3 separate regions of the Homo sapiens genome follow, and all the other regions are linked to region 1. The links are chromatin loops, found by intact Hi-C in ENCODE. Cell type or tissue: heart right ventricle. All regions are shown on one strand. Links, peaks and the distances in the headings refer to the core of each region. The heading gives the core; the rest is flanking DNA.

Region 1 (8,458 bases), core at 2,985-5,484:
AGCCAATGACATATACCTTAGCTTAAGCATGCCTTAAGGGGAAGATACAAACAGACTGAAAATGGGTACTATGGAGAAATAAGTCATGTACAGTTCTTTTAAAAGCCAGACTTCTTTTAAAAGAAAAAAGAAAAAAAAAAGGAAAACATCTATGGCCAATAAAAAAAATTCTTTTTATTCATTTGATGACATGCTATTGTTATGCCAACTCAAATCAATTTATCTTCTGCTTTAGTGATACAGCCACTAATCACTCAGCAAATGGTTTTGGACAAAAAAAGACCTATATTAACGTATTTTGGAATCTTTGGATTATTATTACTCACCCACACTGAAATGTTTGGAGAATATCAGAAGGTATGCCTTCAACGCCCAGAAAAAAACTGAACAAGTCAATAATACTGCATTCTTTTTTTTCCTTTCTTTCTTTTGAGACGGAGTCTCGTTCTATCACCCAGGCTGGAGTACAGCAGCGCGATCTCAGCTCACTGCAACCTCCGCCTCCCAGGTTCAAGTGATTCTCCTGCCTCAGCCTCCAGAGTAGCTGGGACTACAGACGCATGCCACCCCACTCAGCTAATTTTTAGATTTTTTGTAGTGACAGGGTTTCACCATGTTGGCCAGGCTGGTCTCCAACTCCTGACCTCAGGTGATCTGCCTGCCTCACCCTCCCAAAATGCTGGGATTACAGGCATAAGCCACCGTGCCTGGCCAATAATATTGCATTCTGGCACATCTTCTGAAATTCTCCAAATATTTTGTGCAAACTTTTGTGGCCACACAGAAATATGTTTTTGACAGTCTATTCTAAGTCTGTTCTATCGCAACTCTGTGGTAAGTATGATCAGATGACAAAATTAGTTTTTGTAAACTTAAAAAATGTCCTTCCAAGATATGCATACCTCCATTACATACATCATTTAGACTTTTTTCCTAAGTGGAAGAGAAGTTTATATGTTTCTTTCCTATTACATGGTGAGCAACTAGAATACAGGCCCATGAGTATTAACCTTTTTGTATCTTCAACTCCTAGTGAATGATTTGGTATTCTTAGATGTTTGATAAGACTAACCAAATACAATCTTTTAGGACAAAATAGAATAACACTCAAATAACTGGAAAGTTTTAATTCTCTCCAAACTTTCCCATTATGTCCTTTACTTTATGGTAGGGAAATGTATGAAACTCTGCAAAAAGATATTTCAATCCATGATGCCTCACGACCTGACTCGAGATTCTCATATTAACTTCGTGGCACCCCAGATTCCAGATTATTCCATTTAATGCTGTCCTCATGAACATTTTATATCTTTATTATATTCAACATACAGTAATAAAAAACTATACTGATATGTTTTCAAATGAGAATACTGTCTTCCTCTTCTTACAGAATGAATAAGCAAATAGAACATTTCTAGAAACACTGAGAAATGAGAGTTGGTATTATTAACAGCAGAGAAAACTCATTATTTGACTTCCCCATATACTGCCATGTTCTTCCAGAGGCAATCTCTCCGCAGGAGAAATTTAGTGTCCACCTGAATTCCATGTATGAGTCATTATAAATCATGATACTATAAATCAAAAATGACTATTTCTTTGGAAATAAAGAAAAACAAACCACAATTATTTATTATTTATAACCTTTCTTCTTCCAACAATGATTTGATGAAATCAGGATAATGAAATAAGAACATAAATAAGCATTCCTGGAAAAAATCATAAAGGCAAATGTGTACCCTGTGCCAGACCCTATGACTTATGCCTTACATAGCTCTTCTCATTTAATTCTCCTCACCACAGTAGGAGGTGGAAACCACTGTTGTGCCCATTTGTCATCCCAGTGAGAAAGCAGAAGCTAGGAGATATTAGATAAGTTGGCCAAAGTTGTGTGGTCAGTCAAGGATGGGGCCAGGATATTAAATTCCAGAGTCTGATTTGAGAGTCTCACCTTTTAACCAAAATGCAACCCTCTCTTTGAAAGAACAGGGCACCTCAGAGCACCAAAGAAGGCATGGTATGGTAGCTCACTACTGGTAATCTCAGCACTTTGGGAGGCTGAAGTGGGAGGATCACTTGAGCCCAAGAGTTCAAAACCAACTTGGGTCAACATATTGGAAACCCCATCGCTACCAAAAAAAAAAAAAAAAGAAGAAGAAAGAAAGAAAGAAAAAAATTAGCCAAGCATGGTGGCACATTCCTATAATCCCAGGCACTCAGTAGCTGAGTAGTCCCAGCTACACAGAAGGCTGAGGTGGGAAGACTGCTTGAGCCTGGGAGGTCAAGGCTGCAGTGAGCCATGATCGCACCACTGTACTCCAGTGGGGTGTACTCCAGGGGTAAGACCTTGTCTCAAAAAAAAGAAAGAAATGGACAAAGAAGAGCAAAACTAACTATGTCACACAAACCAAGAGTTTTTGTGTGAATATTCTTAATAAAATTAAAACATAATAATTACAAATGGCCAAGCACAGTGTCACACTCCTGTTGTCCCAGCTACTCAGGAGGTTGAGGCAGGAGGATTACTTGAGCCTAGAGGTCAAGTTCAGTCTGGGCAAGATAGCAAAGTCCCTGTCTGCGAAAAAAAAAAAAAATCAACCAAATAAATGAATAAACAAACAAAACTGCATGAAGCCAAATGAAAAAAACAAAAAGCCACAACATATCTGTGTTTATGGAAATTACACCTGTGACCAACTGCTCAGTTGAACTACTGATATTCTGATGTACTCAAAAAGACCTCTAATGATGACAAGTGTGTTTCACAGCATAGTGTGGTAGAAATGTTCTTCCTGGTCATGCAAATAATATAGGAGGCACAGTAGGGATCTGAAGGTCCTGATGGCTTCTCTTCTGTTTCTCAGTAGGATGCTTCTGTCCTCTGTGCCTCCTTGTAAACCACTCAGTAGAAGTAACCCTTCAGTTGGGAAGGCCAATATCAAAAATTTTGACATTTTACATGAAATATATTTTTATATTTCACATAAAAATTGTTCTATCTTTCTGCATGGATTTATATTTATCACTTTTATAGTTCACCTCACATAAGAAGTAAAACTGTCTAGTGATTCAATGAGCATGAAAGTTACACAACATGTACTTTTATCCAAAAATATATGACTGGGTAATATCTTCGGTTGAAACATGTTGTGAGAAAGATTAGCAAGCTAATCAATCCACAAAAAATTACAAAGAACGCTTGTAAAATAATTTTCAACAGTTAAATATCATTGAAATAGATTTATGGTCTCCAAGAAGAACAATAACAACAGAGAACACATTTAGACGGTCATGTTCTATTAAACTAATTGGAAAAACAACTGTCATTTTTTTTATACTCAAACCAATTTTACAAAAACAAAAACAAAAACAAAAATCCCATGTAGCATATCTGAAAAAGCAGTCATTTGTCTTAAATTGAACTATGCTAATCTGGGCACAGTGACTCACGCCTGAAATCCCAGCACTTTGGGAGGCAGAAACAGGCAGATCACTTGAGCCTCGGAGTTCAAGATCAGCCTGGGCAACAGGGTGAAACCTTGTCTCTACAAAAAATTTAAAAAATTAGCCCGGTGGGGTGGTGCATGCCTGTGATCCCAAGTACTCAGGAGACACAGGTGGGAGGATCACTTGAGCCCAGGAGGCAGAGGTTGCAATGAGCTGATATCTGGGATAACAGAATGAGACCTTGTCTTAAAAAAAAAAAAAATTAACTACGCTGTTTGAAGAGTGTGAGGATAACAATTAATACCCATTCTACACTGAGTAGGTGTGAAGGGAGACACACCAGAAGCTAAGGGGTGGTAAGATGGACGAAGGAATAATGAGAAGAGCTAAGAGGATGGTTCCAGGGTGCAGTGCTGACCCTAGAGCCTCTCCCTAAAAGGCAATAGAATACAAACGTAAGGTGATCTGAATTGTTTCTATTTCACTGCTTCTCCTGCATTCTGTCAAATGTTTTCTGATTGCCTAACAGTGTAAGATATGTCCAATAATCTGCTGTGGGAGACCAGAATACGGCACCCCAAAATATACTTCTTTGGCATAAGAATTGTTGAGCTAAAGGCAATTAAGAAGTAGGTGCTGTAAAGCTCTCTGCCTTCCCTCTAATTGCCTAAAGGCAATGCATAGATTTACAAAAACAAAAAGAATCTTGCCTCTCTTAGACCATGTAAGTACTAACAGGCCTGGCCTTGCTTAGTTTCTGAGATCAAACAAGATCAGGCACATTCAGGGTGGCATGGTCATGGGCCTGCCCCTTCTTCTACCAGGGAGAACAAAGGTTAACCACAGATGACAATTTTAAACGTTACAGGCCTGGAGATGGCACCAGAGGTATCCCTACCAACACTCTTTATCAACTAGCCTTTGTCTGCCAGTTATTTGCCTTCCTAGAAGTTGCCTCCCTAGAGACTTCAAGTCCTGTTTGGTCTTGTCATTTCTCCAAAATGTACTGTTCTTTCTTGAAGACACTATATAAGCTGGAATTCAAAGCCACCTCTTTGAGAATTTCTCATTCCCTATGTATTAATATATCTCATTTATGTATGAAATATACATGTTAGTAAACTTCTGTTTTTCTCTTTTTAATTTGTCTTTTGATAAAGAGGACCATTCCAACTAAGAATGTATGAGTGTTAAAGAAAAAATTATTTTCCTTCCCAAAACTGTGAAGAGAGCTGTTACTGTGGTCTCGCCTAGAATAACAAAGGACAATTCAGAAAAGCTCAGGCCGCACTATAAATTGCTCTATTTATGCCCCCAAGAAACCAGTGCTACCTCTGTCCAGGCAAGATACTTTGGGAAGCAGCTGGAAGGTGTGCTGGCAGTTCTGCAGTGGCCGCTGGACTACGGGGCTTTGGTGCTTATGATGGCAGAGATGAAGGACATTCGAATAGATGCCCTATGTACAGGGAATGATCAGTGGTAAACAGAAGAGACCCAAGGGCCTTCTAATTCAGTGGTTCCCAACTGAAAGATTCTCCCCAGGGCCTGAAAGCTTAAGGGAATGAATAACTCCTCCCTCCTCAGGCCCAGTCCCAAGGCGCAAGACCCAGCAGCGTGCGTCAGCAAGATAGCAGAAGCAGGAAGAGAGGTGGCCGGAAGACACATACCCCCTGAAGATGGAGAGGGAGACTGTCCGGGTACTACGTAGCTGTCATGTCAGACTGGGACACTTCCTGTTTACAGAGGGCTATAAAACCCCTGCCCCGTCCTCACATGGGGCTGATGCCATTTTAGGCCTCGGCCTGTCTGCACCCAGGCGCTCATTAAAACAGGGTACTGCTCCACACTGCCTTGTGTTGTTTGTTGGCGTGCTCTCAGGGTTCGAACCGATACAAAGAGCCTCGCACCAACCTGATTGTGTACAATATTCTCCTGGTGAGCTGTATAAAGCCCAGGCCCCACCCTGGAGATCCTGATTGACTGGGTCAGGATGGACCTAAAAGCTTCCTGTTTGTTTAAAGCCCAGCCATGTTAAAGGACCACTGTTTTTACCCAAAAGCCCTAGTCTTAATTAATCAGAATTGCTGACTGTTTTATGATAGTCATGTATACCAGAAAACAGGCAATGTACGCCTGGTATCTTAGGGTCGAAGACTTTTCCCCTCTTCCTCCCAACCACATGAGAACACAAATGACAGAGTTTTTCCTTGGCAATAAATGAAAGCAACTTCTCAAGCAAGTCTTCCTAGATAAGATTATTAATGTGCTTTCTAATTTTAAAACTAAAGCAAAGTTAGAGTCATGAGCTCTTCTGATTAAAGGGAAATGGAAAGAGGAAGATCTCTGATACAACTGTTTCCAGAGTTTACTTAAAGAGGAGATAGATGATGTTTTCTTTTAAAAATATTAATGCTCAAGCCCATATTCACCTTACAAATAATTGAGTGTTGAGGACTATGCAGCCAAATGATGTGATGGCTTTGTTGGCACATAAAGAATTTGGGTTTAGTTGAATGACACAACAGGAGACATATTTTTAAACTATAGCCAATTCCATTGCCAATTTTGAATAACAAGCCAATTCTTTCTTACTAGTCAGGATGATTATTGTGTACAATATTCTCCGTCACGCTATTTGTCTTTGCAGAAAAATAAAGATATCTGAAACAAATATCTCTGTTTTTAGGAAAGGTAAAATTTTAGGAAAGAGTTTTTAGGAAGGTAAAATTCAATAAAAAAGGAATATAATACTCTTTAAAATTATAAATAATGTTCAGATCAGCTGCTGTTTCACATCTTCTGTGCTGTTACCAGATTAAGCAATTGGTGAATTAAAGAAATGATTTTGACTGACTGTTGATTTAAGAAAAACAGCTGTGACTTTAAGTTCAGAAGACTTGAGACCTTAGAAATCTTGAAGTTCGTTTCAAGTAAAATCCTTAGAAAAAGGCCTGCTGTATAACTAAACTGAGAAAAATACTTGCTTGAGTCTCTCTCTGGAGAACTCATTAAGAATTTCACTAAAAAATGAGTTCCTTAGAGAAGTAACCAAAAGTAGGCACAGAGAGGATCTGGTCAACACAAACAGGGACCATGAAATGAGAAAGCCTCTATGTAGGCAGAATGCGTTCTGCTTATCATTCTGGGAATTTATATCATTTGATCATTGTAAACACTGTATCTTTGACATTTCGTGAGAAAAGAATCACTCTGATCTATATTCAGAAATTATTCTGACCTTTCTAACATCTTTTCATTAGGAATGTCTATAATAAGGAAAGTTAAAGTAAAGTAAACCTGAGCTCTTTATAAGTACTCTGAGTTGAAGCATGCAGTTTCTTAAAAAGGCAGAAAAGCCATAAATAAACACAGAATAAGTATAAAAATCCATGTCATTCAAGCCCTGCAAAAACAGTAAGTATAATAAATCGTTCATGCATTTACTATCTTAGAGAGATTTTCTTTTTTTCATGAAATTATGTCTGTGAAAGGAAAATAAAAACTTGGGACCCCCAATTCACTCTGCCAAAGGGAAGAAGATTAAGCTGAAAGCTGAGTCACGCAAGAAGCTGCCTTTCCTTTTGCTCCTAAGCAGAGAGCTACAGATAAGAGGTTAAATATCTCCACAGGTAGTTACTCTATGTTCACCTTATTGTCTGTAAAGTGTTCATTTACTGAGCGTGAGATGAATACATAATTGACTATTCCCCTATCTATTTCTTTTCTCTTGCAACATGTGGATTCAGTAATGTGACCACCTTCTTCTTTCCCCTCCAGCCTGCCTTTTCCCTTTAAATATGAAGTCTCAATATTCTCATCTTCAGAGAAAGGCACAGACCTGTCTCCTAGGTGCATGCCCTTAACCTTGGCAAAATAAACTAAATTGACTGAGATCTGTTTCAGATACATTTTGCTTTACAAGCCAAAATCAAATTTCCATTCCAATAGCTTTTACTGATGGACACAACATCTTACTGATAGATTCTTTATATTCATTATAACTTTTAAAAATGAAAATGATCTAAAGCATCATTAAATACTATTTATTAATTAGATGACTCATTCAACTGTATTTTTTGAAGATCAGGTGCTTTTTTAACCTGGGAGCTACAAAGCTTAACTGATAGGAAAATGTTAATGCTTATGAGAACAGGTATATTATTTTCTGTTGAAGTCTATAGTTTATATACTTCTAAAAAGAAATCTTTGGTACTGAAAAAGTTAGGAACCATTGCTTTAGACATGTGAAATAAAAATCGCATATTGGATACCATACAAAGGGCTGATACAGAAACTGGTGAAATAAGGAAATGATTTTGATTTATTGTTAAGAAATGTGAAATACTTTTGTAAAATAAAAATTGCATATTGGGCACCATACAAAAGGATGATAAAGAAACTGGTGAATTAAGGAAATGATTCTGACTGACTGTTGATTTAAGAAAGATAGCCATGACTCCAAGTTCAGAAGACTTTAGAAATCCCAAAGTTCATTTCAAGTAAAATCCTTAGAGGTATACTATATAACTAAACAACCTGGAAAAAATACTTGCTTGAGTATTTTGAACATCAGTAGACTACAAGCTGTGTCTACTAGCAAAGTTTTATCTTTGGAAAAGGAACTAACAAGGACTGCATCAATGATAATTGCTTTGTTAATCTCGAATCGTCTTACAACATATTAATAAATGGCATGAAGGCAGGAATTTTTTGTTCCTGTTTTATTCAATGATGTGTTCCCAGTGTCCAAATGAGTGTATGGCCCTGAGAAGGACAGTAAGAATTGTTTGCTGAATAAATAAATGAATGAACGAATGAACATCAGCAATTCCACAAGAACAGTGTGAACTTCATAAAGCTCAACTGAAATAAAAAGAAGATGCAGTCTCTATTTAATTTGTAGTCCAAAAATCTCTACATGGAAATACTTAGGGAAAGATGCTACACATTTATCTGACAATTTTTATGTACTTTTTTTAGCATGACAGTGTTTGCAAATGATGTTTCCCCA
Region 2 (8,458 bases), core at 2,244-4,743, 460 kb after region 1:
TCTCCCTGCAAAGGCGAAGAAGCCCTGGGACCAGAAACCCCCATATTTTTGTAGAATTCCAAGGGTGATGTCAACTGAAATATGGGAATTCAGGACCTTAAAAAAAAAATCTTGAAATGATTAAGTTGAACTCTATTTGATCTGTTTAGATTTACCAAGATTCACTCCTCTGGCTCTGACCAACCTTACTATGTATTGGAAGCCACAATCCCTCCCTTTCACTCCCATATGCCAATTCTGAACATTTTTCTTCCTTGAAAGGCAGACCTAGGAGAACAAGGCCCTAGGACATGCAATTCTATTTCTTGCCTGCTTCTTATCTCACCTTTGAGTTCTAATTTAATGTCTGAGGAATCATGTACTTGTTGACCTGGACATTTCAAAGGAGCTCCCAGGCTGGAATCACAGCCTGTTAAGCCTTAGGGTAACATCTCCTAAAAGACAGCTAGCAGTCATTTCCATACAAAGGCTCCAAAGACAAAACACACACCTGCTTGCCAAAATTCACACTGTACCTGGGCGTGCCACCTGAAGGCACACAACGACTGCTTTCTTGAGACAGGGGCACAGCTCACAAAATGGACCTCAACATCCCAGGTTCCTTCCACTGGCTCGTTTCTCAGGGCTTTGAATCTCCTTCTGTTTACAAGTTTTATATTACTCTTAGGCTACATGCCTCTGAAAGTGAGGCCCCTGGAGTGAAATATGGTGTGGTGAGACAGGGCCAGGTAGGTAAGGGATAACCTGTGAAGCAGATGATTCCTACTTAAGCTCCTAGAGAGAACCTAGACTATACTTAATAAATACTTTTGGCTACTCTTAGGATGGTTAAGATGTCCAAGCTGTCAGTTTAAGCTTTCCTGCTTTGAAGTTGCAGGAAGAACTTGATGTCACACTGCTCTTATCTTTTGACTTTAATTAAAAGCTTCTCCATTTCACCCCAAATCCTGCCTAAGAATCCAAACATTCCCAGGTAGCAGATCAACTTTGTGATGGCCAATAGGCTTTTTTCAATGATTGCCTGTGGATGTTCAAACTAACATTATGGAATGAGCTGCCCTCAAACAGACTGTGTTGGATTTTCTTTTCTTGCCCTGTGGACATCTTGGGCACATGCCCTCTGTTTCTGGTCTCTTTCAGTTATTAGAACAGTCTTGTTTTCAGGTATTAAAAAGTCTAGTTCAGCTGAAAACTTCCCCACCCCTACCCTTTGTGGGTCTGACCTGCAGTTGCCCAGAGCAGCAATGGGGAGGGACATAGGGGTCTATCTTTTCCCTTCCTCACTCCCTGCCTCTGTCTCCTCTAGGATTTGAATGTGGAAGAGGATGGCAGGACAAGAAGCTCCTGCCTTTTAATTTAGCTCTTGCTGTTTATAGTTGTCTCTCAGAAATCAAATGCCCTTTGTGGGCTGGGCATGCTGGCTCACACCTGTAATCTCAGCACTTTGGGAGGCCACAGTGGGAGGATCACTTGGGGCCGGGAATTTGAGACCAGCCTGGGCAACATAGAAAGACCTCATTGCTACAAAAAAAAAAAAAAAAAAAAAAAAAAAAATTAGCCAAGCGTGGTAGTGTATGCCTGTAGTCCTAGCTACTCTGGAGGCTGAGGTGGGAGATCACTTGAGCCCAGGAGTTTGAGGTTACAGTGAGCCATGATTGTGCCACTGCACTCCAGTCTGGGTGACTGAGCAAGACCCTGTCTCTAAAAACAAACAAACAAAAAAGAAATGCACTTGTTATAGGGAATGTCCAAATGCCAGGCTTTCTTTTCTCTCCTGGGGCACTTCTGAGGACAGCCCTCCCCCTGCCACCACCCACCAAAGATCTTCTTATTACACTATTTTCTGACCCAGGTACTGTCCTTGTGTCTGATTTCTTATGACTTCCCCTCTGGTCCTATTCCAAAGTCCTCACCTGGGGTCTCCTCGTCCCTGCCGGCATCCTCTTGAGCAGGGTCCTCTGAAGATGGTTCTGGTCTGATGGCCCTCTGTGATGTCAATTTGGTCCATGGAAAGCAAACACCCTTGTCCACCATTGGGAGGAATGCTGCTGGCTCAGCCATAGTTCTCTGTTCTTGCTCTGGCAGCTCCATACAGTCCCTCGGTTCACACCCTTTTGGGCGAGAATCAGGTAACAATCTCTGTGTTCTTCAAACTCTGGGGGACATGTGTCAAGTTTCTTACTTTGGTCTCATGGCAGTCCCTTCACCAGCCTCCTTTTCCCCCTAAAACATTTCATTGTAGCCTGACACCTCCTTCAGTAAAGTCTTCCTTGATCCATTTCCTTCATAGTATTTCTTCACTGAACTATACTCTTAATATTTTTATACTTTTCTGTATGTATGCTAGACTTCAATAAAAATGCTTGTTTAAGCATTTTCAAAATAATCTTGTATTGAGAGTTACCCTTATCTTAGCTTTAAATTGCTTTGCTACAATCTTTGACAAGTTTAGGAACACATATATGTGAAGGGAGCTCCTTTACCTACATGAGGACCTAACTTGGGGTTCTTTTAAAGCAGTGGTAAGCACATAGTTAAATGACTTGGGGGGCTTATTTGCAGTCACCATTAACTAAAATAATGAGGCAACTTCTGTGTACCCTGGAGAGTCTAACAGAAAACAGAGGTTTTCAAGGGCTCCAGGCTGCATGTGAAAAAATCCCAGCAGCTAAGAGCTTGTAATTTGACATGAGAGTAATGCATATTTGGTTTAGTTTCGTAACTTCAGACTTTTTGAACCAGTTTTTTAAAACAGACATATATGAACTCTCTGAAATCAAGATGATAAGTCATCTGAACTGAAGAGTAAGCTAAATGACTGAAGAGCACTTTGTCATCTCAAATGGAAATATTTGGGGACCCTTTTTCTTAAATACTAAAGACAATGAAAAATGCCTTAGTTTTTTTGAATTTTACTTCTCACTAATCGCTGCCTCAGAGATTGTGTCTGTGATAGAAATAAAAACTTGTCTTTGGGAAGATGAGTGTGTATTTCTAGGTATCCTGCTGGTGCCTTAGCAATTGTTCTGTAAACCCAGCAGCGTTGCCCCCCAACCCCCCCAACTATTCTGGGTACCAATGGTAACACCTATGCCTTGGTTGAAAACTCCCACCATCACCTGGAGAAACTCTTTTATCTCACTGGATGGCCTTGAAAGTCAAGCCACATCCTTGTTGTCTTCTCTGGGTATTTTCTTTTTAAAGTAGGAAGGACAGTTCGGGAAGGTGACCTTCTGATGCAGCTCTTCACAGTTTAACATGAGGCGTAACAGCTGTGTCCTGTGAAATAAGCAACTTCTCCAAACAAGCAACAGTCCTTATTCATCATTCAGATTTTCAGAGGGAGATAAAAATCACTACTTGAAGTTAGCAATGGGTTAACCAAATTTGCAGACCACTCATTTTAACTTATTGTATAACTGTGCGATCTAGAAGGTGGAAAGACACAGTGTAATGGCTTATAGAGGAGATTATAAGAATTAGCTCATAGGTTAAAGATTTTCTGATGAGTTACAAAATGGATTTCACTCACAGGGGCAAATCTCTCTCATAATCCTTGAGGCATTGTACAAAAAAATAAAAAAGCACAGTTACTTTATGCACAATAGTTTTGACATTTTATCAGCATGCAATTAAAATCCCTTTGTCTAAAGTTCTGGTTCTAAATTCTTGAACAGATAGAAGCCCAGAAAGGACTGTGTTATGCATTTTAGAAAGAAGAAATTAATTTGACAACTCATAGAGTTTCGTCCTGGGAGGGAGCGAGTAGTGCGGTGCTGCACTCTATGGGCTGCTGCAGAAACATACAGGATGCATTTTGTCTATCTGCCAAGAAAGTCTTCCCGAGGAAATATCTTCAATCAATTCTCTGGAATAATCTGGCAGCCTGCTCAACACAGATTCTTCTTTCAACAGAAAGAAAAGAGAAATACAATAAATTAAGCAATAGAGGGGAAAAGTAGAACTTAAATATGTTAAAACTCCTCTGGTGGGTGCTGTAGACTGAAAGTTTATGTCTCCTGCAAAATTCATATCGTGAAGCCCTAACCCCTAAATGTGATGGTATTAGTGGGTGGGGCCCTTGGGAAGTAATGAGGGTGAAGCCTCATGAATGGGATTAGTGCCCTTATAAGAGGAAGAAGAGACCACGGACTTCTCTCTCTCTTCACTATGAGGATGCCGCAAGAAGGCAGCCATCTGTAAGCCCAAAAGAGGGCCCTCACCAGAACCCAAGCAGCTGGCACCTTGACCTTGGACTTCCCAGCTTCCAGAACTGTGAGAAATAAATGTTTGTTGTTTAAGTCACCCAGTCTATGGTATATTGTTATAGTAGCCCCAATTGACTAAGACAAAGGTGTTTAAGTGAAGTGAAGAAGAAGTGAAGTGAGGAAAAGGAAAACAACAGGAAAAGCAAGTTGCTGTTGCTCACACATTCAAAAACCAACTTGGATTTGTTCAAGTAGAAAAATCCAGGCAATCATAGACAAATGCCCCAACTTGGAGTTTGGGTGTATATTGCAATGGCATGGATATAAAAAGGAAAGCACAATGGTGTGTTTCCCCCATTGGCTTATCTGGTTTCCGATAATGAAAAAGAGTTTCACAAGCCAGTGTTTGCTCTTCATTAGAACACAGAATGAGACAAACAACGGTTCTGTGTGACTAGATTGTCTGCACTTGAAAGTTTGAATGCCAGAGGTTCTTTTGGGATGTGGCATTAACATGCACTTTAATCTTCTAGGACTTCATCAAATCAGGGAAACGTGCAAAATAGGAGAGAAAACACTTAAACATTAAAAAGGCATCAATTCATTTAATTTATTTAGATATATACTGACAATATGGTCTTTAGATATTATCATTGGTATATACATTTGAATTGGCTTTTTCCCCTCCATTTGGGAGCAGTTTTGCTGATATAGTTTTACTTTTTTTCTCAGATTTCACATGATCAAGAGTATGCCACTGCTGGTTAGATGGGACTGTGATGGATGTCTGATTTTAACAAAATTTGTTCTAAACTAGACTCGTGTCCTTGACCTTCGCCTTATTACCTCCATTCTCTACTAAAGTCATTATAAATTACTCTTAAATGCTAATTTTCTCTCAGTTCCAAAGATTCCTAGAGTATAGAAAAGTACTGAAGAAAGGGTCTTAGAAATGGGCTTGCTTGATTTCCTAATTTTAGTATTGAAAATCATGTGTCCTGGATTATAATCTATGGCTCCCCACAACTCAACTATTTCACATTGAGTCTTATTCTCTGGATCTTGTTCACTGAAAATCATTAGGCTCTTCTGTAATCACAGCAGTGAGTTGGTAATGAATCAATTAGCAGCCTATGGATTCTTATCTCATAAAAGATCAGAAAAAGCACTGGAGAAATCTATGAAACCTGGTGTGCAAAGAATGCCAGCTACCTCAGGTTAGTTGACTTCAATTCAATGAGACAAAAATAGCATTGATCATCTACTCCACCAATAGCTGTTTCTTATTTCCAATCTCTCAGTGCCACAGTTGGGCTTAAATCTGGCCATTATTGTAATCTAGCAGAGAAACACTGTCCTTAGGCTTTTGTGAAATCATTTGGAAGAAATGATTAATTGGCCACTGAATAAGCATCCTTCCCCCATTTCACTTTTGGAAGCAGGATTCTTTGTTCTGCAGCAATGGGCCCAATAGTAGCAATAATAAATATACTTTTGCAGCCTTAGGGTATGAACCCAGGACCGATTTAAGACAGGAAAAGAAGTCTTGTTCCCTTGCCATGGAGAAGGCCTGTGACCTAGTTCTGGCTCATGAAATATAAGAGCAAGTGTGCCGGAGGAAAGACTTTCCTCCTGATAAAGCAAGAGCTGCATGAGAAGAAAGTTACATTTGCCCACTCTCATCCCTTCCTGCTTTATGGAGCTGTTTTGTGAGGCTGCAGGCATCTTGTAACCATGAGGTGTTAATTCTGTGGATGAGACCCCTGAGAGCTGACCATACCTGGAAGAGCCTAGCTCTGAACTTCTTGTTTCTTAAGGTTTAAGCCTCTGCACTTGAATGTTCTGTTAGTTAGAGCTGAATGCGTTCCAGCTGCTACAGATGGTCGAAAGTCTGAGTAGGAGGTAATGCTTCTCCATGCTGCTGCCTGGAGGAGTATTAGAATTTGGCCATCCTACCTTCTATTAATTGCTGCCTTCTTGATTGCCACTTCGATTGCACAGTGCCCTAAGAGCCCTAAGGAGTATAGTTCAGTAAAGCCTGGGGGTGTGTAAAAGCAGCCTGTATTCACAATTGAAGTTGGGCTTTAAATGTGTGGTTTGAAGGGTATCACCATTCTCATCTAGCGTATAAAATAAATAAAATAAATTTATTATCCGCTTTCAGTCTGAAATTCTATTTGTGAAGCTTATTCCTAGAGTGTTCAAGATTTCTTTCTTAAATTATGTGTTTTCTTGAATGGAGACCAGCATCCTACACTCTTATCAGCTCCCATGTTAGCTGAGATGGAGAACTAACTGCAAACTGGGGATAAAATAAATAGAATTTTAGGACCTATGAGTTTGTAGAAATCTTTGAGATCATCCAACCTCACACCTTTATTTTGTAGATTTAAAAGAAAAGCCAAAAACTGTGGACCAGAAAGTTTCAATAGTTTACTGGATAATGTCCATAATCCAGGTTTCCAGGCTTCCAGTCCAGGGGATTTTTTTAATCTTGTTGTCAACCCAGATTAAGTGTGTGAACAGCACATTTAGAATGCCCGATGGAAGCCTGCTGCCATTTCTCTACCTGGGTCTGGAGTCTGTGGGCTTGAAAGTTTATTTGAATAGTTGGCATGCTTTTAGCAATGGAGGTGGGGGTGTGGGGCACGGCATAAAAGGAGGAGCTGATGGACATCGGAGGGAGCAGACACATGGCCACTGGCCTCTGGGTTTTGCTGACGTCTAACCCTGCATTTGCCCTATATCTATGGGAAAGGGCAGGTGCTTCTTTCACTCTTTCTTACTTGATAGACTACATATATGTTTGTTTTGAATAATTCATCTATTTAACAAATGTCATAACATGCTACCTTTATGATAGACTCTCATTCTTTTAAAAAGCCTATTTCTGAGGTTTAGAAAATAAATCACTGCTATGTGTGTTTATAAATGTTTCAGTTTATCTGGGATCTTCAAATAAAAATGTTTCTTAAAATACTAGGTTAAATATTCCAAAGAGGTTCCCATATTTTGTCAAGCACTTATGGATCTATAAAGGCATGCACTGTTTAAATAAATTCTGACTTTTTATAAAAAGGCATGAATTTATTGCAGTGCCAACAGTAGTCAATCTCTTCTTTAGATATGTAGTTTTAAAATATATTGTTTCAAAAGAGCCAGATTCGTAACTGTTTTTGTGATTTGTTTTTGCTTAGACACCTACACAATCCTTCTATTCCAAACAATCTTCAGGTCATAAATCTTGGAATGGTTTCTGTGTTCTCTTGCCCTCTGCTGGCTAAATTGAGATCTTTCTTAGAACATGCCAATCAGACACACCCCGTGGGTCACAGATATACATCCTCCATCCTGCTCGTTTTTGGGTCCATTTGGCAAATGCCTCCTCAACAACTTTTATGCCAGAGATAAAAATCTAGCTTTAGATCCCCTGCTTCTCATCAAGATATCCATGACCTGGTGACTCTAGTTTATAACATCTGTCTGTTCTCAAGCATCTTTTGTATTTACCCCTTGCATCCTATGATTAGCAACTTATTATATCTTATAGCATTCCTGAATTGTCTCTGCTACATAATTAAGTAAATTATCATGCCAGTGAGTAAACATAAGATGTAACAATCTGTCTTGCTTATTAGTTGCTTGTTGTTTGTCTTGTTTCCCCAGTGTGACTGTCATCTCTCTAGGCTTTCATTCAACCCCATCAACTGGATCCCAAAGAGCCCTCGGCCATGGAAACTAGGCCCCTACACCTCTCCCAGACCTTCATGGGCTGCTGAAGGGCCCCTGGTGCCTGCTGTAACCGTGGCATTCACAGGCATCCCCTAGTCCCTCTGCAGTAGAGGGACATGGGGCAAAGTAGAGCACACATGCTTGGGGAAGTTCAGCCCTTCCCCAGTGGGCCATGCAGAAAAGGGTGAAGCAACACACGATCTGAGACCTGTGTTCTCCCCTCTCCTGCGGGGGGTGAACCCCAGCTGACATTCTTGAGGTTCTCCCACTGCTCTCTCCTCTCCCTCATGTAATACTCACAAGACTGGTGTTGTTCTGGGGTAGGCTGTGGAGCAACTCCTGCTCTTGAATGCCTCCTCCTCCATTTACATCTAAATTGAAATCTTTTTCAATTACTTTGTCTCCCAGTTATTCTGAAGATACATGTTATTTATTTATTTATTTATTTATTTATTGGCTCTCTTTGTTGAACTGTACTTTTTTTGTGCAGAGAGAAGGTGTATGGAGAGATTTGAATT
Region 3 (8,458 bases), core at 3,894-6,393, 540 kb after region 1:
CTCTACTCAAGAGGAGCTCACATAAGAGTGCAGGATAAAGAAAGGAGATGGACAGTTATATGTAATTATATAAACTTTGTGTATTTTGTTTCTCATGAAAAAACCCCTTTGGCACCCTGCTGATTGATTTGGAAGAAATCTGATAGATTTGTGGCCTTTCCTAAATTGCACTAGGAAATTATGTAGTTAGAATATTTGGAACCTGCATTAGTTCCAGCAATGAAAGTAAGACACACAGCATATGACATAAGACACAGTGTGAAATAAATGAGTTTAAAAAGCATATGAGTCTTAGAAAATCTTTTATTTAATATAAAAATATTCTACCGGTCAATTGAAGAATGTATTATGATTCTATCATTTTGGATTGATCAAAAACATTTGGGTTTACTACGATATTAAGCATTCACTTTACAATACTAAATAGTTAATGAAATAAACACATTTTGCTTACCCAGTTTTGCACTCAAAAACCATTTGTATTAATACTCTTTTTCTTAAAATTGATAGATATCTTGCAGAACACTGTTAAAACGTGAAATTTTCAATTATTGGAAAGTCTTTTTTGACCTATTGATAGGGTATGGCAAAAATCATTTGTTATCACGATTCGTTGTAAAGTTGTTTCAGAAACTGATGATCTGATGCAACAACTCTTTGAAAAAAAAAACACTTATTTCTTTCCTTTCTGTATGCCCTTATTATACTTTTCTCCCTTTTCTATCTAAACTGTGGATATATTTCATCCTCAGTTGTAACCTTTATTCCAAGAAATTTATGGTTTTTACAACATAAAATAGTGTCTGATAAATCATTTTATTCATCTTTTTGGAGCCAATGTTTTTTATCTGTACTGTCCTGCCTGTATTGCACAGACAGAGGTGTGGTGATGCCTCTGACCCTCACAGCCTGGAAGACTTCAGTCACAACAACCCCTGGTATTGGGTATTCGATTCACAAATTAACAACTTCCATTGGACGTGTTTAAAAAGTATTGGCTGGCTACAGATAATCCTATGGTAGTCAAATACAGTGGTTGAGAACATGGACTAGGGGATCCAACATCCTGGTTTGAATCCTGGTGCCACCACTTATTGTGACTTTGGGGAAATTAACTTAATTTTTTGTTTTCAGTAAAATCGAATAATTAGAAAATTGATTTCATAGTATTATTATGAGGCTTAAAAAAGGTTATAAATATAAAGGACTTAAAAATATAAAGGACTAACTCAATAAATGTTAGTTGTTATTATAATGATATTATTGTTAAAAGTAGTAGGTGTGGCATAGTGGAAATAACCGGCTACATTTAAACCTCTATTGGTGAGACTAAGGACAAAACATTTTTTGTGGCATGGTTTAAGATGATAGCCACCCTGATCTCTTCTGAGCAAGGATGATGGGGTGAGAGTCTTTTAGCAAAATAACTCGTTAAGTTACGGTATAACAGGCGATCAGTATAAGCAGGAGGGTTTGTTGTTTTCCAAATGATCTAGTCTGAAGAACATAAGGATCCACATTTACCTACCTGCGATGGAGCCAGGAACCTGTCTGTCTGCCCTGGGCTAAGGGCTTGACCCACAGGGTGCACTGGGAGGAGGGAGTGGGACACTAAGGTAAGGCCCAGGAGAAGCAAAAGGAATAGAAGGGACAGCCGAACCAAGACATGTCCTGATAGGAAAATAAAAGAGAGTTTTGCACCATTCTTTGGACTTTGGCTGTGTTCACAAGAGGCTGAGAGAGAGATGATTGTTCTAGTAACAGACTTTATCTCCACACCCTTCCTGATGTTGCCAGCCATTATGGGAGGATCACACATATCTTCTGACTCCAGGTGCAATGTCATGTACTTTGTATTCTGCCATGAGGACCCTGGAAGAATTTTCTTATAGCCCCACAAAATTGTTCTGTGTTGGTAACCACCTATAGGTGGGCCTGGCCCAGCTCTGCATACCGTGCACTGCTGTGACACCTGGAGGCTGTTGGATCTTGGAGCTACCTGGAACTAGGAGGCCCTGGCTTCTAGTAAGGCCACTGAGCTGCAACCTAAGGGGTACAGGGAACTTATCACTCAGGAATAGACCAGGGTCATCTGGCCAGGACTCTGTCAATGGGCACCAATCCCCAAAGCAAGAACAAAGCAACAAGGAGATATGAAAATAACACAAAACAACTGTTTTGTTCTGGGTAACAATAGCCTGGGGAAAAGGGGAGAATCTTGGTGCGCATGTCATTTGGACTAACTGAGGTATCTTGGAGTATATTGTGCAAACCATCATGTTGTAACAAATTTTTATTGCTTAGAAAAAAAATTAATGGAAACAAGTTCTCCTTGAGTCAGGGCATAAAAATAATTTTATTCCAGCTTAACATAATGACCCTATTTATATTCAGGAGAGAAGGATAAGCAAAAGAGATCGATCATCAGAAAAGACTGGTAATCTATCCCCTCTGTGAATGAGTTTGGCCCCAAGAAGCTGTGAAAAGAAGAGAGAGCCTTAGAACTGTGGTCAGGCAGTGTATTTTCTTTTAAGGAAACATAAAAATGTTCTTACTGGAATCCGTGCAGCCACTTATTTGGTGAAGATGACTTATCAGTAATTTTTTTTTTTTACATAGGGAAAACATTACAGAAATGTAATTCTACTTTTTATGAGGATGAAAATGATTTTTTAAAAAGCACATGAAAAAACAACACAGAAGAAAATTCCATTTGATAAATGGGTACTAGGCATATACACTGTGCCCAGCAGTGGTGCCATGCTGTGCTGGACACTACAAAGGGTGTCAGAGGCAGGGAAATCATGGTCCCTTCAAAGAGGCTTCTGATCTGGTCATGCAAATAAGCCATGTACAGGCAACCAGTAGTGATCTGTAATCATGAATCAGAAATAGCAGTTCCTCAGTGTGCCCATCCGAGTATCACTTGAGAGGCTGGAAAGACCCTGATTCTTGGACTGTGGCCTTGGCTATTCTGACTTAGCAGGCATGGGGTGGGACTAGGAATTCCTGTTATGAAGTGCTGCTGTGATGATTCTGGTGCTCGGTTTGGGTGGCTGGACAGATAACGGATTCAGAATAAACTTGGGTTCTGATTCTGGTTCTATGCACGAGTAACAGTGTGGCCTTGATCATGTTCCTTAATTCCCCTGACTTTCAGCATTTTCTTCTGTATCATGGGAGGGTGTTGCTGCTGGTAAGAATAAGGGAGTTGACACAAAGCCCTTCAGTCTCTGTGTTGTTTACAGGTCACTAAAAAATTAAATGAACTTAAATTGTATATTAAAGAGGGTGGCCATTCTGTAGATATTATTTTGAATGTTTAGGCAACACTAGTAATCTCTTGTCAAAGAACCCCCAAATATGTTCAGAAGAACATATCCCTGTCACTTCCTCCTTCACTCATTTTTATTTTCTCTTTATTTCCATCCCATTCCTGTACCTCCGGTCCCACTTGTCTTGACCTCCTCAACTGCACGGAGCTTAGGCTCCAGTTTATGGGGCTGTTGAGGGCTATTTTGATAGCAGGTTTGAGCAAGCACCTGGGAACTCCGAAGGGTGAGGGACCCGAGGAGATCCCAGGCAAGGGGCTTGCTCTACGTACTGCCCCAAGAGAGCCTGAGAAGATCTGGTTGAGAAAAGTAGTGCTGCTCGGGTCTCTGCCTAAGGGAGAGACCCTTAGGCATTAGACTCACCTAGACTCACCCCTAATGAGTCTAATTAGACTCATTAGACTCACATTAGACTCACCCCTGCCTGATCCCACCCACATCAATTACATCAGGATCCACCAAGTCCCATCATTTTGAGTGGGAACTTCCTGTCTTGAGTCTTCTTCTGAAGACGTTTTCTAGACCCTGTGATAGGAGAAGATTGACATTCCCTTCTGGGGATGGTCAGATGTCCCTTATTTGATCTAGCCGTATAAGTGACTTAGAAACAACTCTACTCTTCAGATTTAGTGGGATTAAAAATGTAATCAACCAATATTAAAATATTCAATAATCAATTGGAACCAATGACAGTCATGCACCATGAACTGAGACAAGTGATTGATTTATTCCTCAGGAGCTGAGGAGCAAAACCAAGTGTTAAAGTGAGCAGAGATAGGCTGTTATGTAGTATAGTGCAACTCCTAAAACGGCAAAGAATAAAATTTGTCTTAAATTTAGCTGAGTTTTCTGTCTTTGCAAATGAGTCAATTTGGACAAAACTTGTGTTACCCTTGAATTTCCCTCACCACTTAAGGGAAATCAAAAGAAGTCACATAATCGGTCAGAAAGAAATTCAAGGAAGCATTTACTTCTGTTTCATTTCTTCATTTTCTCTTTTTTTTCCCCCTTCAAGATTAGTATTAACATTAACATGGCTGGGAATTCTTCTGTAGACATTTGCTTTTTGGCCAGCAATGTGGGGAGCAGGATGTGAAGGTGGATAAGAACAGAGACAGCAGCCATGGCATGAAATATAGAGCCCACCTGCAAGGCGGCAGGCAGTGTTTGAAGTCTTCTTAGATGGAGGCAGGCATGAGATATTTCATGTCTTCCCAAGTGGCTAAAGAACAAATGATCTGTGAGAAATGCAGTCCTGAATTTAGAGAGTCATGATCCTAATTCTTCTTCATTTCTTGGCCTCATCTATTCCCTTTTAAATTTTGAAACTTGATTCATTTTTCATGCATGAATTCCCAAAGTAATGAGTTGTAACAGGCTTATTTCATTAGGAACATTCCTTCTGAATGTGCAGTGCTGCTGCCACAGAGCATTTATTGTTTAATGAACAAATGGAGCAGACCAAACAATTGAAAACCAGTTAATAATTCAATTAAGGCTTCTCCAATGCTAAAAATGTCTAATTTGTCATTCCCTAAAGTGATTTTCAATATCGCCAGAATCAGACTAAATTAGAACTCTACTCTGTGTCCCCTTCTCAAACCTAGCAAACTTCTTTAATATTCATAAGTCAGGGTCAGCTTCTGAATTACTGTAAACTTATGTAGAGGCTCAAAAACAGTTTTTTATAGACTCAGAAAAACACTGACGAAAGACATGAGGCAGCCTTTGACATTCAGTCTGGGACCTTTTAAAGAAAACTTTCAGTAGAGATGCTAGAAAACCCAGGTTCTTTCCATATTACTTGGTAAAAATCACAAAGGAATATTTTATAAATGTTTTCCCACCAACTTGATGCAATTCACTCTTCTTTTGAGCCTAGAACTTCATTTGAACCTCTTAGATTTTGCCTTGTAATCGTGTATTTGTGTTGTTCCCTTTGTTTGATTCTGGTCTGGGCATCCCCAGCGTGTTAGTACATTGCTCAATAACGTGAATTTGTTTAATTGAATTAAGCTTGGAAGAGTTTCCAGGCTGTCTGCATTGCCTCTGATTTGCAATTACAGCAAAGTGGTGTTCACTAATAGGAGAGGAGGGACACCTGGTGGCAGTTGGGTACTTCAAGCGAAGGAGGTCCATTTGAAAGAAAGAAGGAAAGTGAGAGGATAGAGTATGTGTGGGATACTGGAGGGAGAGCAAATGGTGGCATCAGACCTAGAACAACTGGGAGCTGCAACTGGAGGAAATGGCCATGAGTAGGCTAAGAGGGCTGTGTAGACAGTGGTGAAAACTGTGGACTTTGGAATTGAAGGACCTGTCTTTGAATCTGGCTCTGCTGCTCACAAGTTGTGTGAGCTTGGCTAAGTTATTTACCTTTCCTGGGCCTTGGTCAGCTCCTCGATAAAATGGGAATAACACTTATCTCACAGAGTTGCTGTGATGATCGAACAAAATGATGCCTAGCACTTGGTAAGCACTGGATTTATGAGAGTGGCTAATCTTTTTATTTGCAGAAAGAAGGGGGAAAGCAGAGTCTGAGGTCCAGACAAGACCTTCTGCTGGCTCTAGAGAGGGGCTGATGGTTCTTTTGGATTTGAGGAATTTTCCTCAGAAGGGAGCTCTCCAATCCCACTTTTAGGAAGGTCTGCACAAGGTAACCTTATCTTCAGGCCTCTTCTGGGAAGAATCTTCTCGTGAAGCACTAGGAATTTATTAAGCTCCAGACGCTTTCATCATGTAGACGTGCATCCCTCATGGACCTTATCTCTAAGTGGGGAAGCAAGGTTACCACACAATGGCAAAATAAGAAAGAAGACATGGTTAAGTGCCCAAATTTATGGCCCAGAAAATAAGAGCTGGAATGGTTCAGGGGAGGGCAGATATCTCCTTGAGCAGACAATAAGCTAACTGCTATCCCAGGAAAGCCCTCAGCCCCATGCAAACTGGGACAGTTGGTCACCCTACCTTTAGAGAGAATAACAGAGCCATCCAGAGAGTTTCTCTGGATGTCTCTACAGAACTGCCTACAACCTCACCCTAACTTTTAGCTTTTCCTCAAGACTCACATCGAGGTAAACTGCTTGTTTTAAGAACTAACCTCTGTCCTTAATTCAGTCTCCTATTCCTAACCCGGGACCATGTTCTATCTAGTCAATTTGTCCCTTTCCAACTGCTAAAACATTTCTCAAATCCATCCCTTCCTCCCTATCCCTACTGTCTGTGCTCTACTTAAGCCCATAATTGTGTTTTGTCCACATGATCACAACAGACTTCCCACCGGTCTCGTAGACTCTGGGTTTGTCTCTTTCGAGTCCTCATTCCACAAGGCCATTAGAATAACCTTCTTAAAAATGTAAATCTATACCCTCCCTAGTAAAAAATCTTTAATAGTTCCCAAATCCTGCTTTGTAGGTTCTTTATAGCATGCTATTTCCACGATGTCTTTGTTCAGAGAGTCCCTTCTCTTTGGGATATTCTTTCTAATCCCTTCATTTCAACATCCCTCCTGCATGTATCCAGTCTTCTCAAACAGACCCTCTAAAATGTTTTTGGTTTTGCTTCCTCAAGGAGTCCTACCCTAATATTTTCAGGCACCAGATGGACTTTGGAGTCAGGTGAACTGGATTAGAATCTCAGTTCTGATTCTTAAAAGCTGTGTGGCCTGGGAAGGAAACTTAACCTCTTTCTCAGTTCCTTCCTCTCTGAAAATGAGGGTGATAACATTGACCCTATAGTGGTTGAAAGGAGATCACGTGTTTGTGAAACACTTAGCATAACTCCTGGTTCACAGTCAGCATTCCACTGGGCTGTAACCACCACGAGGGTAGAGACCATGTCTCTCTTTTTCATCCTTGAAACCTTAGTGCCTAGCAGTGTCTGGCAGACAGAAGGCTTTTTGAATAAATGAGTAAAGAAACAGTAGCTTTTAGGAATGTATTTATATACATATGTATTTCCTACAGTTTCCTCCTTATTAAAATTGCTTGGGGATAAGAAACCTCTAATTTTCCTAGGCTTTCTCTTATTTGCAAATGCATCTGTTTACTCCTCAAAGGTGGATTGTGGATTCTTCATGAAGAAGAATGATTTAACCTGGAAAGATTAGAGATGTCAGTTGACCAGGGAAAGCTTTTCTTAACTTATAGTGACCTTTGTGGAGGAATCCATTGCTTAGTGGACTCTGATGATGCAGCTCGTCCAGTCAAGGTCCACTCTCCTTGACTTTGCAGCTGCTGTCCTGGGGAAGGATGATGAGGGGGAGCTCAGTCAGCAGGTGAGACAGAAAGGGGGTCTTGCAGGAAAAGGAGGTGAATAGATTGTCCTTGTTCTTGCTTTACTCTCTACTCAAATTTGTCTGGTTTTTGTTTGTTTTGTTTTGTTTTCAGATGTAGGACAAAAGAGACATTTTGCTGGTAGTGGTGCAATTCTTTTTTTTTTTTTTTTTTTTTTTTTTGAGATGGAGATCGCAGTGGTGCGATCTCGGCTCACTGGAACCTCTGTCTACTGGGTTTAAGCTATTCTCCTGCCTCAGCCTCCCCAGTAGCTGGGATTATAGGCACCTGCCACCACGCCTGGCTAATTTTTTTGTATTTTTAGTAGAGACAGGGTTTCACCATGTTGGCCAGGCTGGTCTTGAACTCCTAACGTCAAGTGATCTGCCTGTCTTGGCCTCCCAAAGTGCTGGGATTACAGGCATGAGCCACTGCGCCTGGCCTGTGGTGGAATTCTTTACAGTCTGAATTTAGTGCAGGATCAGCTATGTGATTTGTGGAGCCCAGTGCAAAATGAAAATGCAGTGCAGGCCCCGTGTTTATAAATTCTTAATAATTTCAAGATGGCAATAGCAGAATATTAAACCAAGCACAGTGTCCTCTGCAACTGCACAGGCTGACAACCGAAGAAACTGCTCTAGTTTAGAGATTTGACAGACAAGAAAGTCTGTGTGTTCCTGACATTTTCTGCAGTGTTCAGCTCAATTCCTGACTTACGAAGTTTAGAAAAAGAAATACCCAGCCAGTAAGTCCTCTCTTCTTCATAAAGCTCTGCTATGTTCCCTGTGATTTACACCGTCTTGGTCTTTTGGTTTGTTTTGCCCAAGACCCTGAACGTCTTTGCATTATGGTTTC

Evidence for each region. Hi-C counts contacts between places; a loop is a spot of excess contacts. Peaks named below come from ENCODE experiments on the same cell type or tissue, not always from the same donor. Only the 100,000 strongest peaks of a DNase experiment are listed, where the experiment ranks them.
Region 2: a loop joins it to region 1, with 5 times the contacts of the local background. A loop is called at or near these places in 32 of 110 quality-filtered maps.
Region 3: it touches region 1 in a loop (3-fold over the local background); 6 of 110 quality-filtered maps call a loop at or near these places.

The regions. Positions count from the first base shown.
Region 1 is chr7:111,949,514-111,957,971 of GRCh38, forward strand. All of the region lies in intron 8 of DOCK4 (dedicator of cytokinesis 4), which reads right to left. It also overlaps the pseudogene RNA5SP237. Among named protein-coding and RNA genes, the nearest start is that of DOCK4-AS1, 150 kb to the left of the region's middle. RefSeq lists an enhancer at 2,562-3,100. In heart right ventricle, for the core only: a CTCF peak has its summit at 4,301 (motif pointing right); a DNase peak (open chromatin) is centred at 4,316; H3K27ac peaks cover 1,713 bases.
Region 2 is chr7:112,407,596-112,416,053 of GRCh38, forward strand. No RefSeq gene overlaps it. Among named protein-coding and RNA genes, the nearest start is that of IFRD1, 39 kb to the right of the region's middle. RefSeq lists enhancers at 7,535-8,036, 8,037-8,458. In heart right ventricle, for the core only: a CTCF peak has its summit at 3,787; no DNase peak of the experiment used is centred there.
Region 3 is chr7:112,490,606-112,499,063 of GRCh38, forward strand. LSMEM1 (leucine rich single-pass membrane protein 1) reads left to right here. Exons shown (of 4, transcript NM_182597.3): 4 at 1-457. Among named protein-coding and RNA genes, the nearest start is that of LSMEM1, 14 kb to the left of the region's middle. RefSeq lists a silencer at 6,107-6,320. In heart right ventricle, for the core only: a CTCF peak has its summit at 5,441 (motif pointing left); a DNase peak (open chromatin) is centred at 5,426.